2 separate regions of the Mus musculus genome follow, and region 2 is linked to region 1. The links are chromatin loops, found by intact Hi-C in ENCODE. Cell type or tissue: gastrocnemius. All regions are shown on one strand.

The links. Peaks named below come from ENCODE experiments on the same cell type or tissue, not always from the same donor. Only the 100,000 strongest peaks of a DNase experiment are listed, where the experiment ranks them.
Region 2: a loop joins it to region 1, with 2.3 times the contacts of the local background. A loop is called at or near these places in 4 of 42 quality-filtered maps.

Annotation. Positions count from the first base shown.
Region 1 is chr10:95,559,647-95,567,646 of GRCm38, reverse strand. Nudt4 (nudix (nucleoside diphosphate linked moiety X)-type motif 4) reads left to right here and starts at 3,501. Exons shown (of 5, transcript NM_027722.5): 1 at 3,501-3,985. The coding sequence starts at 3,890. In gastrocnemius, no CTCF peak of the experiment used is centred here; DNase peaks (open chromatin) are centred at 3,420, 3,971 and 4,214; H3K4me3 peaks cover 5,251 bases; H3K27ac peaks cover 5,871 bases.
Region 2 is chr10:95,633,320-95,641,319 of GRCm38, reverse strand. No RefSeq gene overlaps it. Among named protein-coding and RNA genes, the nearest start is that of Gm33336, 5.1 kb to the right of the region's middle. In gastrocnemius, no CTCF peak of the experiment used is centred here; no DNase peak of the experiment used is centred here.

The sequences.
Region 1 (8,000 bases):
AATACTCGTTAAACAGTACTAAACTAGGAGATTTGAGCTTCCCTGATTCCCAAGAATGGACAAGGGCACATGAAGACCTGGCTTTGTGGCTGGCCTTTAGCCCCATCTTAGTCAGACGAGCTTCCTTTTTTTGTTGGGCCTCTCACAAACAATTGCAAGTAAATAAATAAGAATGCATGAGTGTGGAAGGAGGAGGCGATTTATACTACTCAGAGTCTTCAATTTAGCCGTGTGTGGTGGCGCATGCCTTTAATCCCAGTACTTGGGAGGCAGAAGCAGGTGGATTTCTGTGAGTTCAAAGCCAGCCTGGTCTACAAATCCAGTCCAGGACAGCCAGGGCTCTGTTACACAGATAAACAACAACAACAGAGTCTCCAGTTTAAATAACATTACAATATTTAACCCCCTCCATCCCATGTTAAACTTGTCTTCTGCAAATATCTCTTGAATACTCTTCTAGCCTTTGAGTAGGGGAAGGTAGAGGGAACTCAGAGAGTTCTCTGATAAGAATTTCCCTGCAGTAAAACCTAAACTACTGGCCTGTAACGCCAGGGAGACTGAGCCAGAAGCCAGAGAGTTCAAGGTCAGCCTGAGTCCCAAGAAAGACTCCTTCTTGAAGCAACAATTATAATCCTTATTGAGCTGGGCGGTGGTGGCGCAAGCACTTAGGAGACAGAGGCAGGCAGATCTCTGTGTCTGAGGTCAACTCAGTCTACAGAGTGAATTCCAGGACAGCCAGGGCTGCAGAGAGAAACCCTATCTTGAAAGACAACAAAAGCAAACAAAAAGTGCTTTGTTGATAGCTTGTTTCTTCAGATTCTTCACAACTTCAAAGCACTTTCAGTCTCCCAGCTTTGTGCAAGAATGTAACAAATCAGTCTACCCATTTGAGAGCTGGGAACCGCTTAGGCGCAGACACCCAAACATGTACTCGTTGGTACTTGTAGGAGCTGAAGCCAATATATATATTTCTTTTCAGTGCCTGGAAGCTGAAAAAACGGTGTCCCCTGCTTACATTCACCAAATCTCTGCCTGGCTTTTTCCCTTCAACAACTTGGTTCCAAACATCTTTCCTTTTCCCTTTCCTTAATTCTAGCCCACGCTACATCTTCTGGAACCAATAAACGAGAAAGGGGATGGAGAGATGGCTCAGTGGTTAGGAGCACCTGCAACTCTTTCAGGAGACCCCAGTTTCAGATCCTAGCAGTCACACAGTGGCTGACAACCATTCTTAACTCCAGTTTCAGGAGTATCTGATGTCCTTGTCTGTCCTCCAAGGACACTAGGCACATGTATGGTGCAGGTATGTATGCAAACATGTAAGCAAAAATCTATACACATAAAATAAATATTAAAAAAATGAGACAAGTAAATCACTATATGGTTCAGCCGATAATTTATTGGGCACCCACGTCTAGAAGCCAGATCATTGAAGAATTTGTGCAGGCAGAACTTGACTCTTCTTCATCCATTCAAAAGGATTACCGTAAAGCCAGACATGTGGGAACATTCCTGCAGTCCAGCATTTGAAGGATAGGATCAGGAATTCTGGGCCAGCCTGGGCTACATGAGACCCTAGCTCCAAATAAAACACAATAAAAAGGCCACTTTATCAACAGCACTCATCTAAAAGTAGCACCTGGTATCAGTCCTACTGGAATCCCTAGATTAATAAATGTGTTTGTAAATCCTGAACTTCAAGTGGCTTCAGTAAGAACAGCTTGGAAAAATGTCTCTGTACAGACTTGATTTCTAATTGTGGTGAAGCTTCATTCCTTAAACCATCTATTCAACATGAACTCACTCTCCAAACTTGCATCTGCTAGGCTCCGGGGAAAGGCAGGCACCAAAGAGTGCTCACCATGCGTCTCAGTGAAGCCTTACAACCCTGCTTGCGGTATCAGCTTCCGGTCCTTTCTACAGCCACATTGGCTTCTTTCATTTCTAAGAGCTCTGCCCCCTCCCTGACCTTTGCATAAACTCCAGTTCTAGGCTCCTGAGAATTTGACTCTTTTGTCTTCTCAGCCCCTCCTCCCCTTGCTGCCTTAGCTGCCTTCGATGCTTGCTTCTTTCCCCTCTGGTCAAAGATCTGCGAGACCCACTACTCCCAAATCAATTTAATATTCCGCCCCGTGATTGGTCACTAATTCTCTGTTCTTAGGTTCTTATTCGACTGGAGGGGCAGGGTCTGACCGGTTTTGTAAGATGCCAGAGCCTGGCACACCGGAGGCCTTCCAGGAATGAAAAACAAAACGGATGTGGCTGTCTAAACAGTTCTGTGGGAAGTGAAGCTCCTGTAGGTTAGGAGTTCGGGTTTTGAAATAGGGTCTCATGTAGACCAGTCTAGTCTCACCAGTTCTAAATGGCAGGGAATGGCCTTGAATTCCGAATCCTTCTGTTTTGGGCTCTCAAGTGCTGGGATCACATACCTGGGATTCCACACCTGATTTGGATTAGGGGTTTTCTTGAATTCCAGTGATGTCAGGTCTCCTACTTTTTTTCTTTTTCTTTCTTTTCTTTCTTTCTTTCTTTCTTTCTTTCTTTCTTTCTTTTTTTTTTTTTTTTTTTTGGTTTATGGTTTTAGGTTTTCGAGACAGAGTTTCCTCTGTATAGCCCTGGCTGTCCTGGAACTCACTCTGTAGACCAGGTTGGCCTTGAACTCAGAAATCTGCCTGCCTCTGGCTCCCAAGTGCTGGGATTAAAGGCGTGCACCACCACTGCCCACCGGTCTCCTACTTTCTATCTTGGCTCTTCAATAGCACTGAAATATTGGGAGTTGTTCCAAGTGCCTAAAACTGTAAGCTTCCAGACAACAAACATCCCACTGATTTACTGCTATGGCCTTACTTAGAATGAGATACACACAGAATAACAGCCATAACCAGTGTTCATGAATGCACTCTGGAGGGTCAGCGGAGGTGGGGATGCCACAACACAGACAACTGGCTATAGTCCACTTCAAAGCCTCAGCTGACTCTTCAAGAGCACATAAAAGCACTCTCATCGAAACAGAGGAAGTGGGGAGAGGGAGAAGGAAGGGGAGAGGAGAGAGAGAACTCAATGAATTTAACCTTCCTAGCCTTCACAAGCAATGCTAACCGCGATGCTTCAGTAGTCCTGCCATGGCTCCGGGGACCTTGGCTCCAGGACCCAGTACTGGGGTCCGTCCCTAAAGGGAACTCTATCGGACCTCTAAAACGGAGAACGAGGAGGTCTCTGCTCGCTTCCCTTCCCTGGCCTTGTACAAAGCGCACCCCCCCCCCCAAAAAAAAAAGGCCTCTGGAGCACTCGCCCGCGGGCAGGGCAGAGCTGGCGGAGCCCTAGACTTAGGCCTCGAGCCCCGCCCCCCGGCTGGTCGAAGCCGCGCCCCCAGCTCCCCACCCTACCCCCGCCCGGCAACGGTCCTGGCGCGCAGGCGCACTGGCGCGCCCAAAGGAGGGAGCGCGCCGGCGCGCGCGCGCGGGAGCCCCGCTTAAATGCGGGCGAAGGGGGCGGCGCGCATCCTCGGCGTCTCTGCCCGGTCTGCACCGTCGCTTCCAACTGTCTCCGCGTGGCACGAGCCACGAGCCGCGCTCTTCCCCCGGCGGCGGCGGCGGCGGCGGGTGCAAGCAAGGAGTGGCTGCGAGCGGCGGCGGGCTCCATGGAGAGCGGCGGGCGCCGGAGCAGAGGCGGCGCTTCCACCGCTGCGCCCGGACTGCAGTGACCCGCGTTCCGCCCCGCGTCCCGGCGGCCGCCCGGCCTCGCCGTCCGTGTCCGTGCCGCCGCCGCCGCCCGTCCCACCGGCGCCCGAGCATCGCGACTTCCTTCGGCCCGACTCCCCGGCGGGGTGGCGGCGGCCGGGTCCCCACGGTGGCGGCCGGAGCAGCGGCTGCAGGAGCCCGGCTCTAGGATGAAGTTCAAGCCCAACCAGACGCGGACGTACGACCGCGAGGGCTTCAAGAAGAGGGCGGCCTGCCTGTGCTTCCGCAGCGAGCAGGAGGACGAGGTAAGCGCGGGGACAAAGGCTGGCGACCGGGCTTCATCCCGCACCCCCCTGCACCGCCCGGGCCTGCGGGTCACCGGCAACCCCCACGCCCGGAGCTGGAGATCGGCCTCCGGGGTTCGCCAGCCTGCCTTTTAGACCTCCCATTAGGTCGCAAGCTGTTGGCTTCATTACGTAGATACCTCCTTTTGCAAAGCGGACTCCGCTTTTAAAGTTTTTCTGACGACCGAAAGATGGCCAGCGAGAGATGTGGAATGACGCCAGAAGGGACAAGATAGGCCAGGAACGGGGCGAAGTTGCCCTTTTCAGCCCGGCCATCTCTCGCTCTTCTGGTTTCTCAAGGCTGTTCTGCGGTGTGACTTGACATCTGGGAAGGAGCGGCGTGTGATTTTACCCGACCCTTCGCCCTGCTTTGGACGGATAGGGACCTTTGGAGTAATCTCTGGGAGAGCCTATTTTATTTCACTTCAGTTCTATTCGGTTTTAAAATGATTCCGTTTTCATCCTGCTCTGGATAGTTCAGTCACTTGGTAGCTGGGGGAAATCTTGTAGCGCTGCCACGCCTAAAATGAACTGATAGAGGAAAAAAAGTTAGCGTTCTGAGTTCTGCTTCTGTAGCCGCGTCCAGGGAAGCACCAAGCATAAAACTGGAGATGGGATCTAATGGCTTCCTTATTGCTAGCCCCTGAAGTTATGATAAGTATGACAGCGTACACTCAGTGGTGGTTAACAGATAGCCGCGTGCTTGAAAGTTAGGATCTTTAAACCGCTTTTGCTTTTTATTTATTTATTTTAAAGGTTGATTTGAAAGCTTCTAAGTGTTAAACCCAAATCCCGAAGGAACTTCTAGAGAAAGGTCTTTGAGCTGAGTCTACTTAGAAGAGAACGGAATATAGGACCTTTTAAAAGTGCACAAAGGACAAAAAAGGCCAACAAGCCTTAAATGCAGTCTATCATGGGGTGGGGGGAGTCTTTGAAGGAGGTGCCGTGCTAGGGCAAGGCAAACTAAGTATAAAAACATGTAATAGCGAATAGTGACCCAGGATCCAGTCTGACCTGTTCACTGCTCTATCGGATTTTTAGCTGAGCGTTTACAATGAGTTAGGTGCAACCCGGGAGTGTTACATTTAATCCTTTTAGCACTTGGAGGTAGTACTGGTCCGCCCTGTTTTATAGGTGAGAAGACGGCTTTGAGCAGAAATTCTTTGTCCAGATGACAGAATTAGGTAGCAATCATAGTTAGGGATGTAGTTCCTACCCCAGAAAGCTGGCCTCTTGGTAAAGGGCCTCTGCTCAGCAGTCGGGTGCTCCGTGTTTTGTGAGGCTAAACTTGAAAGCCTTTTAAGTTACCTTTGAGATTGTGCCATAATACACAGTTGGAAATTCAGGGCCCATTTTGTGTGTATGTGGGGGGGGGTGTCTGGGGGTGTGGGGGGTTGTTTGGGGGTGGGATGTATCTGTGTGTGTCCCTAGGGGAAGCTATGAGGATAGGAGAAATCAAAATTATCTAAATTGTGTGTCTGGCAAGGCAGTCTTGACAAGAGCTCCATAAATGACTTTAAGCAGGTAGGTGGATTGGTGTGTGTGTGTGTGTGTGTGTGCTTGGAAATTGTTTCTGCTGGAAGCGTTGCTAAAGGAGATAGCACCATGGTCGAGAGCTTGCCTCGAACACAGGAGCCTGGGTTCAATCCTGGGCTCCTCTCTCTCTCTCTCCAGGAAGTTGCTGTAAAATCATTGCTACAGCCTGTTTTCAAAATGAGACCAGTATTTTTAAATACAGTGAGATGAGCAAGGCTTGGGGAGTATTAGAGAAACCCATTATGTAAAGCGCTGGCTCTTGGAGCCTGTAGGCTGGGGGACCCCGGTGAATCAACTTGTTAGGGGATATGCTCTGAGGGAAGACGCTGGAATTCTCCCGAGCACACAGCCAACTTTCAGCATCTGGTTTGGCTCTTTGGAAATTTTACTTCTGTGGTTGTGTACAGTTGAGGCTCTTTCTATTATGTGATAATTACGGAATAGACTCTTAGCAGCACAGTAAGATGTCTGGGAAAGCTACAGGTGGGCTTTCCCTGTTGAAATGATACCACGAGCCATCCAAGGATAGACCAAAGCTGCTTGTCCCACCCTTCCAGCTAATGGGTAAAAACTGCTTATTTATTGGGTTAAGGAGTTGTAGGTCCTGGTTAGAACATTTAAATGTATGTTTTTAAAGATGAGGGTAACTTCAAAAAAAAAAAGTTAATTACCATCTGATCCTAAAAGGCTACGGAGAGCCCCCATTGGCTGGCTCACCTGAGTGCCGGGATTATAGGCGAGAGCCTTGATGCCCACTGAGAACAGGTTTTTCTTTTTTTTTTTTTTTTTTTTTTTTTTTTTTAAGATTTATTTATTTATTATATGTAAGTACACTGTAGCTGTCTTCAGACACTCCAGAAGAGGGAGTCAGATCTTGTTACAGATGGTTGTGAGCCACCATGTGGTTGCTGGGATTTGAACTCTGGACCTTCGGAAGAACAGTCGGGTGCTCTTACCCACTGAGCCATCTCACCAGCCCGAACAGGTTTTTCTTATAGTAGTGGTTCATACTGGTGCACGCCATAACTACCAGCATGTGGGAGGCAAAGGGGGTCTGATCTCTGAGTTCAAGGCCAGCCTGGTCTACAGAGTGACAGGGCATATAAATTAGGGCACAGAAGTAACATATCTCAAGGTCACAGAACAAGCAGGACTTGACTCCCCGTGTTTTTAAGTCTTCAGTGTATCTGAGCAGCCTCTCTGGCTAGTTTTTCCTGTGGAGGCCTGTCAGCTTCAGTGTGGCTTTGAGCCTTCAGACCAGCCCACAGGTATATGTCCATAAATGACTTTAAGCAGGTAGGTGGATTGGTGTGTGTGTGTGTGTGTGTGCTTGGAAATTGTTTCTGCTGGAAGCGTTGCTAAAGGAGATAGCACCATGGTCGAGAGCTTGCCTCGAACACAGGAGCCTGGGTTCAATCCTGGGCTCCTCTCTCCATAGGCAAAGAAAAGACGGTGACGTGGTGAGTTGGTAGCCAGAAATGGCTCTCGTTGAATATATTTGCATATGTATTTGAATAGTGGATGTAAAGATAGTTTGAGCTGGCAAGGAACATACACTGTCGTATGGAAGATTAGATGAAACAGGGGGAAATAACAACGGAGGCCTGGAGTGCTTTCTTCTCTGTGTGCTTTGGTTTAGGAGCCCAGTGTGTGTCACTTGGAACTTCAGTAAATGGGAAAGGAGGGACCTAGCACCCCAAATAGAAGAGGAGGATGGCTCGGGGCTGTGGTCTGCAAGAGCAGCTTGGGTTGGCAGAGAAAGGGGAATGATTTTTTTTTAAACGTGAGAACCTTGGGTAGAGAATAGCTCAGTGGTGGAATGCTTGCTTGCCTACCACACACAAAGCCTCCAGGGAAAACAGCACCTCAGAGGTCACACACCAGGCAAGACAGGAAGGACATTTCAATTTTAGACTTTTGAGGGATTTGAGAGCAAAGTGGGACATAGAATCAAGCAACTCCATCCTGGGTTGCATCCAGGTGCATGAGCAAATCAGTCTGAGAGCGAGCCAGGCAGTGGTGGCGTGCGCGCCTTCAATCCCAGCACTTAAGAGGCAGAGGCAGGCAGATCTCTGAGTTCGAGGCCAGCCAGGGCTACACAGAGAAACCATGTCTCGAAAAATCTGAGAGGGACACCAGTTCTGTCTTGGATCTGGATCGGTGGTTCAAATGAAGCATCTAGCCTCCCTCTGGGCTAGCCTGCTGTAGAGCTTGATAGCTTAGGAAAGTCCAAATCCAGCAAAAGTAAGGCATGGTGAAAATGAAGGCTCCTTAAAAGGCAAAACTAAAACCAGAGCCGGGAAGAGTATCGGCCCCAGTCAGGAATCCTAATGCAATTAAAAAAAAAAAAAACCAACCAACCAAACAAACAAATAAACCCTGCCGGCCTTTACAGGGGGTGGGGATCAGTTGTCATTTAACCTCTGGCAGTCTCCCGGTT
Region 2 (8,000 bases), 74 kb before region 1:
CCCACAATTTAAGAAAGTGATATATGCACTATATGCAGAGTGCATGTGAGAGTGTGTGCACGTGTGAGTGTATGTGCATATCTATACATATATTCAGAGTGTGTGGTAGTATGTGCATGTACATACACATATACAATGTGTGTGTATATACATGCATATTACAGCATGTATGTGACTGTATCACATACACATACACAGAGTGTGTGTGCATATACCTACACATATAGAGTGTGTATGTGCATATACATACACATATACAGAATATGTGTGTGTGCATATAATGTATATATAATGTGTATGTGTGCATATACATACACATAAACAAAATGTATGTGAGAGTATTGTGTACATAAACATACACATACACAGAGTGCCTTTCAGTGGTAATGGCTCCATGCAGCGGCAGATCCTCGCTGATGCAGTGACCAAGACGAGGATCTGAGGGCACTTTTCATTGCCATCTCCGTCGCTATCTCCCTACAATACTCTGAGAACCAGGAATGCATATCCCTGACTTGCTTGTCTCTCTGCTTGGGGGACATGCAGAGCTGAAGAACAGTAATGTGATGACTGTAACTGACCTCAGGCCCTGCACAAGACTACACTTTAGATCAACAAGGTCTCTGGCACCAAGAAGCCATCCCAGTGTTCTGAGGCCGGGTACATGCCCACTCTCCCAAACAAAAAGAAAACTATCACTCAAAAAAAAACAGCACAATTTACCCAATAATTCAAATACTTGAATATTCCTATAACCATTAAGGAGATTGAACTCATAATTTTAGAACACCCAAAAAGCAAGTCCCAAGCTAGGATGGAGAATTCTACCAAGTGCTTAACGCAGTCTTCCACGGGCTTTTCCCCAGGGATCAAGAAGGGAACAAATAGCCTGTGGGTTGGCCTAACTTCGTCCCTTTGAATTCCTACAACTGTCTTCTTTCCTTTCTAGAGCATCAAGCTGACCAAGTCGATGTCCCCACTAAGGAAGCTGAACAAGCTACTACCTCACTTAGGATACTAACCAGTCACTCCTTCCTACCACATTCCTTCCGTACACACACACACACACACACACACACACACACACACACACACAGAGCTCTCTTGTTACAGTCTCGTTGAAACCCAAAGTAGGTGAAGGCCCTTCCCTTGTGTGCTTCAGCTCTTTCTATTTTCACTAATTCTTTTGAGACAAAGTGTCACCACGTTGTCCAGACTGGCCTTCAGCTGCTGTGGTGAAAACTTCCTATCTCAGTCTCTTGAGTACCTGGGACTGGAGAGCCACACCAGCCGGCAGCTATCTGTATGTTTTTGCTGTGGTACTTATTGTAATTTTCATTAATTATTTGTAGTGATATGGCTAAGCCCCTCCCACCCATCTAAGTACAAACTCTCTAAGGACCGGAAGCTAGAGTGTCTTATTCACGCTCCATCTCTGGCTGAGAGCCCAGACCCATGGGTCTATACATCATTCAATCAATAGTCATTGAATGCGTCAATCAAGAATTTCCAAGGAAGGAAAATCAATACAGTGTGTGTGATCTCAAATCAAGATATGTAGCCCCAAACCAGCGACCTAAGCAAATGGATTTGTGTATGTGTTTACCTTCAGGTATGTATACAAAGGTTTATGGTGAGCAATTGGCTCCCATGGTTACAGAGACCGGCCAGTTCTGGGACCTGCGAGTGAGTCAGCAAGCTGGTGATACAGGACAGTTGATGACTGAGCTCTAGTCTAAGTCTGAAGCCTGGTAGAGGTAAGGCTGGAGACCCAGGAAGAGCCAGTGTCAAGGGTGCAGACAGGAAAGGGTTGATGTTCCAGGTCAAAGTCCGTCCAGCTAGAAGGCTTCTCTGTGACTGGAGGAAGGGTCCATTCAGGCTGTCAGGGGACTGGGTGAGACCCATACTTCTGGCATGGGGAGTCTGCTTTACTGCGTCTTCTGATTTCAATAAGTGCTGTTCAAGAACACAAATATTTAGATTAGCACTCGAGACATTGACAGTGAATTTCTGGCCACCCAGCGGCTCTTACTTAAAAAAAAAAATAAAACAACAACAACAAAGCCAAACAGTACACAGAGAAAGAATAATAGAGCAACTATTTCTGCATCCTGTGGCCTGGTCAAGAAGACACATAAAATTGTGTGTGTGTGTGTGTGTGTGTGTGTTAAGGTAACAATAAATGATTATGTAAAAGGCAAACAAAAATCAAAGGGACAGTGAGATAGCTCAGTACTTAAAGGTACATATGCACGCACACAAAAATAATTTTTTTTTAAAGAAAAGATTGAAGCCTCCAACACTTGGGCACTGAGGCAGAAGGATCCCAGTAAGTTTAAGGCCAGACTGAGCTTCACAGGGAAACCTTATCAAAAAAGGAGGAAGAGGAGGAGGAGGAGGAGGAGGAGGAAGAGGAGAGGGAAGGAAGGAAGGAAGGAAGGAAGGAAGGAAGGAAGGAAGGAAGGAAGGAAGGAAGGAAGGAAGAGAGAGAGAGAGACAGACAGACAGACAGACAGACAGACAGACAGACAGAGAGGAGTGTCATGGCTGAACACAGTCAATACTGAATGAGTACCAATCTGAAGCAGCTACTAAGACACCTGTGTGCGTGCTGTCGAGGTTTCTAGCCCTCTTGATGCCTGCACTCCTACCCTGGGATTGGGAGACACCAAGGAGAGGCAGCTCAGTCCTGCTCACATGAGCAGGAGCTACAGCTGTCTCTCTACCACCTCCCCTCAGCCTCAAACACACCACACATACCTATGTCTCCTCACATAGAAGCAGCCCCTTCTATTCCTGGAGTTCCCAGGCTGGGCAAGGGGACCCTGCCTGAGACAGCCACCAGCCTACTCATTTCCTAGCCATAGGAACAGACTCTTATAACTCAAACAAGTTATAAACGCAAGTGAGACACCTTCAGGTAACCAGCCCCTAACGTGGGCCTAGAACATCTGAATGCTGGCTGAGACCCACCTTAGACACAATCTGGGCACAAGAAGAGACTCTGTCAGCACTTCTGACCCTCCCTCAGTGCTTCTCAAATATTTCCTGCTTGAACTGTTTGTAGATATTTATTTTCTTAAACCCTAATAAAGAAACTAGTAAAAATATTCAAATCCTACCAATAGAATTATGTTTACTTTTTTTCTTTTGTTTTTGTTTGTTATTTTGCTGCTGCTTATATTTATTTTGTTTGTTTTTGTTATTATTGCTTTTCATTTGTTGAGATGCAACTACAGGTAGCCCAGGTTGGCCTAAAATTCCCTATGTCATTGCTGTGGTTTAAATAAAAATGGCCCCTGTAGGCTCATAGGGAATGGCACTATTAAGAGGTATGGTCTAGTTGTAGTAGGTGTGACCTTGATGGAAGAAATCCACTGTCATTGTGGGTGTGGGCTTTGAAGTTTCAGATGCTCAAGCCAGGCCTAGTGACTCCCTTGCTGCCTGCCTATCTGGATATAGAACTCTCAGCCCTTTCTCTAGCACCAGGTCTGCCTGCATGCTGCCATGCTTCCTACCATGATGACAATGGACTGAACCTCTGAAACTCTAAACCAGCCCCAATGAAATGTTTTCCTTTCCAAGAGATGCCATGATCATGGTATCTCTTCACAGCAATAGAAACTGTAAGACAGCAGTCAAAGCTAATCTTGAATTCTTGATCCTCCTGCCTCAGCCTCCTGAATACTAGAATAACAGACTTCTCTCATCACACTTGGCTCTGTTTTGTTTAAGGGGTCTCACTCTGAAGTGTAGACTGGCCTCAAACTCATAGCAATTCTCCTGCCTTAGGTACCTGACCATTGGATTACAGGTATAAGGTACCTTCTCCAGATACTTGCAGCAAATTATCTCTTCCAAACTTGGTTGGTGTGTATAAATATATAAGCATGAACACACATACAAACATGTATGTATATCCATGTATGTATATATGTACATATGTACACAAACACACATATATGCACATACAATGCTAAAATAGACTAAAAATCTCATTAAATTTCAACTGGATTTTCACTGATTTCTAGCTATTCTCCAGCCAGCTCGCTTTCAAACAATAGCAACTTTTCTGATAAATTTGCAATCATCTAACTATCCTAACAAAGATAGTTTAATACATTTGTTTATTTATTTGGGGAAGGTGTTGTTGTTGCAGCAGGGAGGTCACAGGACAACTGTTCTCTCCTTCCAATACGTGGGTCCAGGGATCCAACTCAGGTCACCAGGCTTGGTGGCAAATGCCTTTACCCACTAAGCCATCTCTCCAGCCCATATGTAGTCACTCCCATGATTCTATGCATTATTCCTCCCTAGCATAAAACAAGCAACATAAAGGGAGGGGGAGGGGAGACTTGACTTTGAATACAACTAGAAATGCTTACTGTGGACTGAGCCTGGGATAGGTGCTCTAGTCACTGGGATTGTCAGCATAGGCTCCAAGACTGACTACCCAGCTATGGTAACAGATCCGTAACAGGCAGGGAGGAGGACAGATTGAGGGCAGGAAGCTACAAGGATACAGAGCCTCTGGCCTCTTCCCTAGAAGTCCCCAACCACAGACCTTGGCTCCACTCATGTTAAGTGACTGATGGACAGATGAACTGTAGGGTCTAAAACTTCAGCATTAGTGAATAGAACGTTCTCATTGCCACTTTGTTCCGACGGCATCTGAAGCATGATCATGTCTTAGGACCTTGTTGTACACAGAAGGGAAAAAAAAATCCAGACAAAGTTTCCAACAGGCAAAAGCAAAACATGCATGTGTCCCTTAATGGCACAGCTGATCAGGCATACAATGGCAGGAGGCTTAAGGAGAAGTATTGTGCACAGCAGGTTCCCGGGGGAAGGGAGAGACTCACCACACTTATCTTTACCTGTCTACATGTTGATGGGCATCTGAGCTTCTTCCTTATTGTTGCTACTGCGGATGGCGCAGTATAACCAAGAACCTGGTATGCGACACAAGACTGGCCCCAGCTTTCCTGTGTTCAGTTAGAAGCAAATGGGCAGGAAACCTTGGGCCACTTTTTCCTTGCCTCTCTCACATTACCCAGCAGTGATAATATAGTCGTCCTGAATGCAATCAGCTGCAAAGACAGCCTGTCGGGCTTACTCCACATGATCCCTGCCTGGTTCTCTGGGTTGTTTGTTTGTTTCTGTTTGTTTTTGATGAAAACCAACGAACAGACTGTACAAGGAAAACCAAGAGTAACAGAAATGTGTTTCTCCATTGGTCATATTGTTTTCGCAGAGCCTGATCACACAATCTTCATGATCTACATGAACATGTAAATACTACATGAACACACATGCTACAGAACCCCCAGAACGTCTTCCCAGCAAGAGAAAGCAGTCACTGGGGTGTTGGAAGAGTGTTGCCTGCGTGCAGAGTATTAAAATTCAAGCATCCTCGTCTTAAAACGGGTAAATCCATGCTTTCACCACAGGTGCAGACAGTTACAAAACTATGGGGGCTTGAGGGTCGGGGTGGGTGTTGTTGAGATGTGAGATCTTCTTATTTCCCAAACCCAGGCTTAACATAACCTTTTAAAGAAATTAGTTGGCTGGGCATGGGGGTGTATTACAGCCCTCTGTAAAAGGTTCAGTGGTGTGTGAAAGAGATTGGTTGGAAGGACCAAGAGAACACGTAAGTGTAAGGGCACAATCCCAGCACTGGGGAGGCTAAGACAGGAGGATTGCCGTGAGCTCCAGGCTAGCCTGTTCCACATAGCAAGACCGTATTTCCAAAGAATAAAAAATAAAAGTAACGAAAAAAAATGTATTCTCCAAAGATAAGGAAGTAAGACTTCGTTTTAAGTATTTGTCAGAAGTGGACAGGTAAAATAGGCAGACACTTATTCTGTTTGTTTGTTTGTTTGTTTGTTTGTTTTGTGTGTGTACACACACACACACACACACACACACACACACACACACACAGAGCAATCAGAGTCTTAAGGCTGACCTCAACCTCAACCTCAACTTGTAGCCTTGTAGCTGCGGGTAGTTTTGATCTCCTGATCCTCCTGCCTCAATCTCCCAAGTGCTGCCATTAAAGGCCAAGCATGCACCACCATTCGCAGATCATAAATAAATATACATTGAAAAAAAAGGAATATTTAAGGGCCAGGCCTGGTGGAAGCTGAAGCAGGAGAACGGAAGGGTCAAAGCCCGATCGGGCTGTATAATGTGGGGTTAAAGCCAGACAGGATGACTTAGCAAGGCTCTCTCAAGAAGAGGGCTGGGCGCATAGCTGAGTCTTATGGGTGCTTGCCTAGGTCATGCAAGGAGGAGGCCCGATACGGGAACCCTGGGTCCCATCCCCAGGGCAACATCAAAAAGAAAGGGCAGAAGAAAAGGTAAAAGGGAAGAGAGAGATAAGGAAGGAGGAGGGAGAGCGGGAGGCTAGCAATGGTCCGAAGTTTCTGGTTCTCTGAGATATGAGTACAATAGTTTAGCTGCCGGCTCACGTGTTCATTTGATCCTTCCGCCCGGTCCCTTCCACGCAACCCTTTGCAGAGGGCCCCGAGTATGGCCTTCCTGAGATGAGCACGCTAAAACGTTATATGCGAAAGAGATGTTTATAAAACAATTCTTTCCCACTGACAGTCCTGCTCTCAGAGGGACTTTATCATCACTGCTAATCTCGTTCCTGGCAACAGGGGCATCACGTACAAAGTGAGGAATTCTTTTTGAAGGGAGCAGTCACGCCATCTCTCTTTGGTTTCTATCCAGAGAGGCAGCTAAACATGACTTTGCCCTAAGCTCTAAAGCCTCCAGCCAGCACCAGCAGCAGCCTCGTGCCTAGACTGGTCATTCTCTAGCCCGCTTCCCGTTGCCTCACCCTCCGTTGTAGTAAAATGCCACAGGCCGGATGTGACACAACAGAAGTTTGTTTCCCCACAGTTCTGAATGTCCAAACTCAAGATGGCAGCAGGAGGGGCCGGACTAAGAGCGCTGGCTGTGCTTCTGGAGGACTAAGGTTCAGTACCCAGCATTCACATGGTAACTCCAGTTCCAGGAGACCCAAACCTTCTGGCCTCCACAGGCACCAGGAACACACGCGGTGCTCAAACATAGATACAGACAAGACACCATACACATGAAATAAAAATTAATAAACCTTTTACAAATTAAAGATGGTAGCCCGGACTATGCCGGGGCCTAGCAAACACAGAAGTGGATGCTCACAGTCAGCTAATGGATGGATCACAGGGCTCCCAATGGAGGAGCTAGAGAAAGAACCCAAGGAGCTAAAGGGATCTGCAACCCTATAGGTGGAACAACATTATGAACTAACCAGTACCCCGGAGCTCTTGACTCTAGCTGCATATGTAACAAAAGATGGCCTAATCGGCCATCACTGGAGAGAGAGGCCCATTGGACACGTAAACTTTGTATGCCCCAGTACAGGAGAACGCCAGGGCCAAAAAGGGGGAGTGGGTGGGTAGGGGAGTGGGGGTGGGTGGGTATGGGGGACTTTTGGTATAGCATTGGAAATGTAAATGAGCTAAATACCTAATAAAAAATGGAAAAAAAAAAAAGATGGTAGCCCGGGTCCTGTCTTTTGAGAGTTCTTTCCTTGTCTTTGTCTTTGCCTGTCTTGTCCTTATATCTCCACTTGGTCTCTGTTCTGGACCTGTCTGTATCCAAATTCCTCCTCGAAAGGACATATTAGATGAAGGAGCTTCCTTCCCATGTGTTTCCCCAGCTGACTCCTTTAAGGGCTCTAGTGCAGTAGCATTCCAGTGTAGTGGAGGTTAGAGTCCCCACATAAGAATTTAGAGGCAGCCGGGTGCGGTGGCGCACACCTTTAATCCCAGCACTCGGGAGACAGAGGCAGGAGGATTTCTGAGTTCGAGGCCAGCCTGGTCTACAAAGTGAGTTCCAGGACAGCCAGGGCTATACAGAGAAACCCTGTCTCGAAAAGAAAATAAATAAATTAATTAAATAAATAAAATTTAAAAAAGAATTTAGAGGCAAACACAACTCAGCCC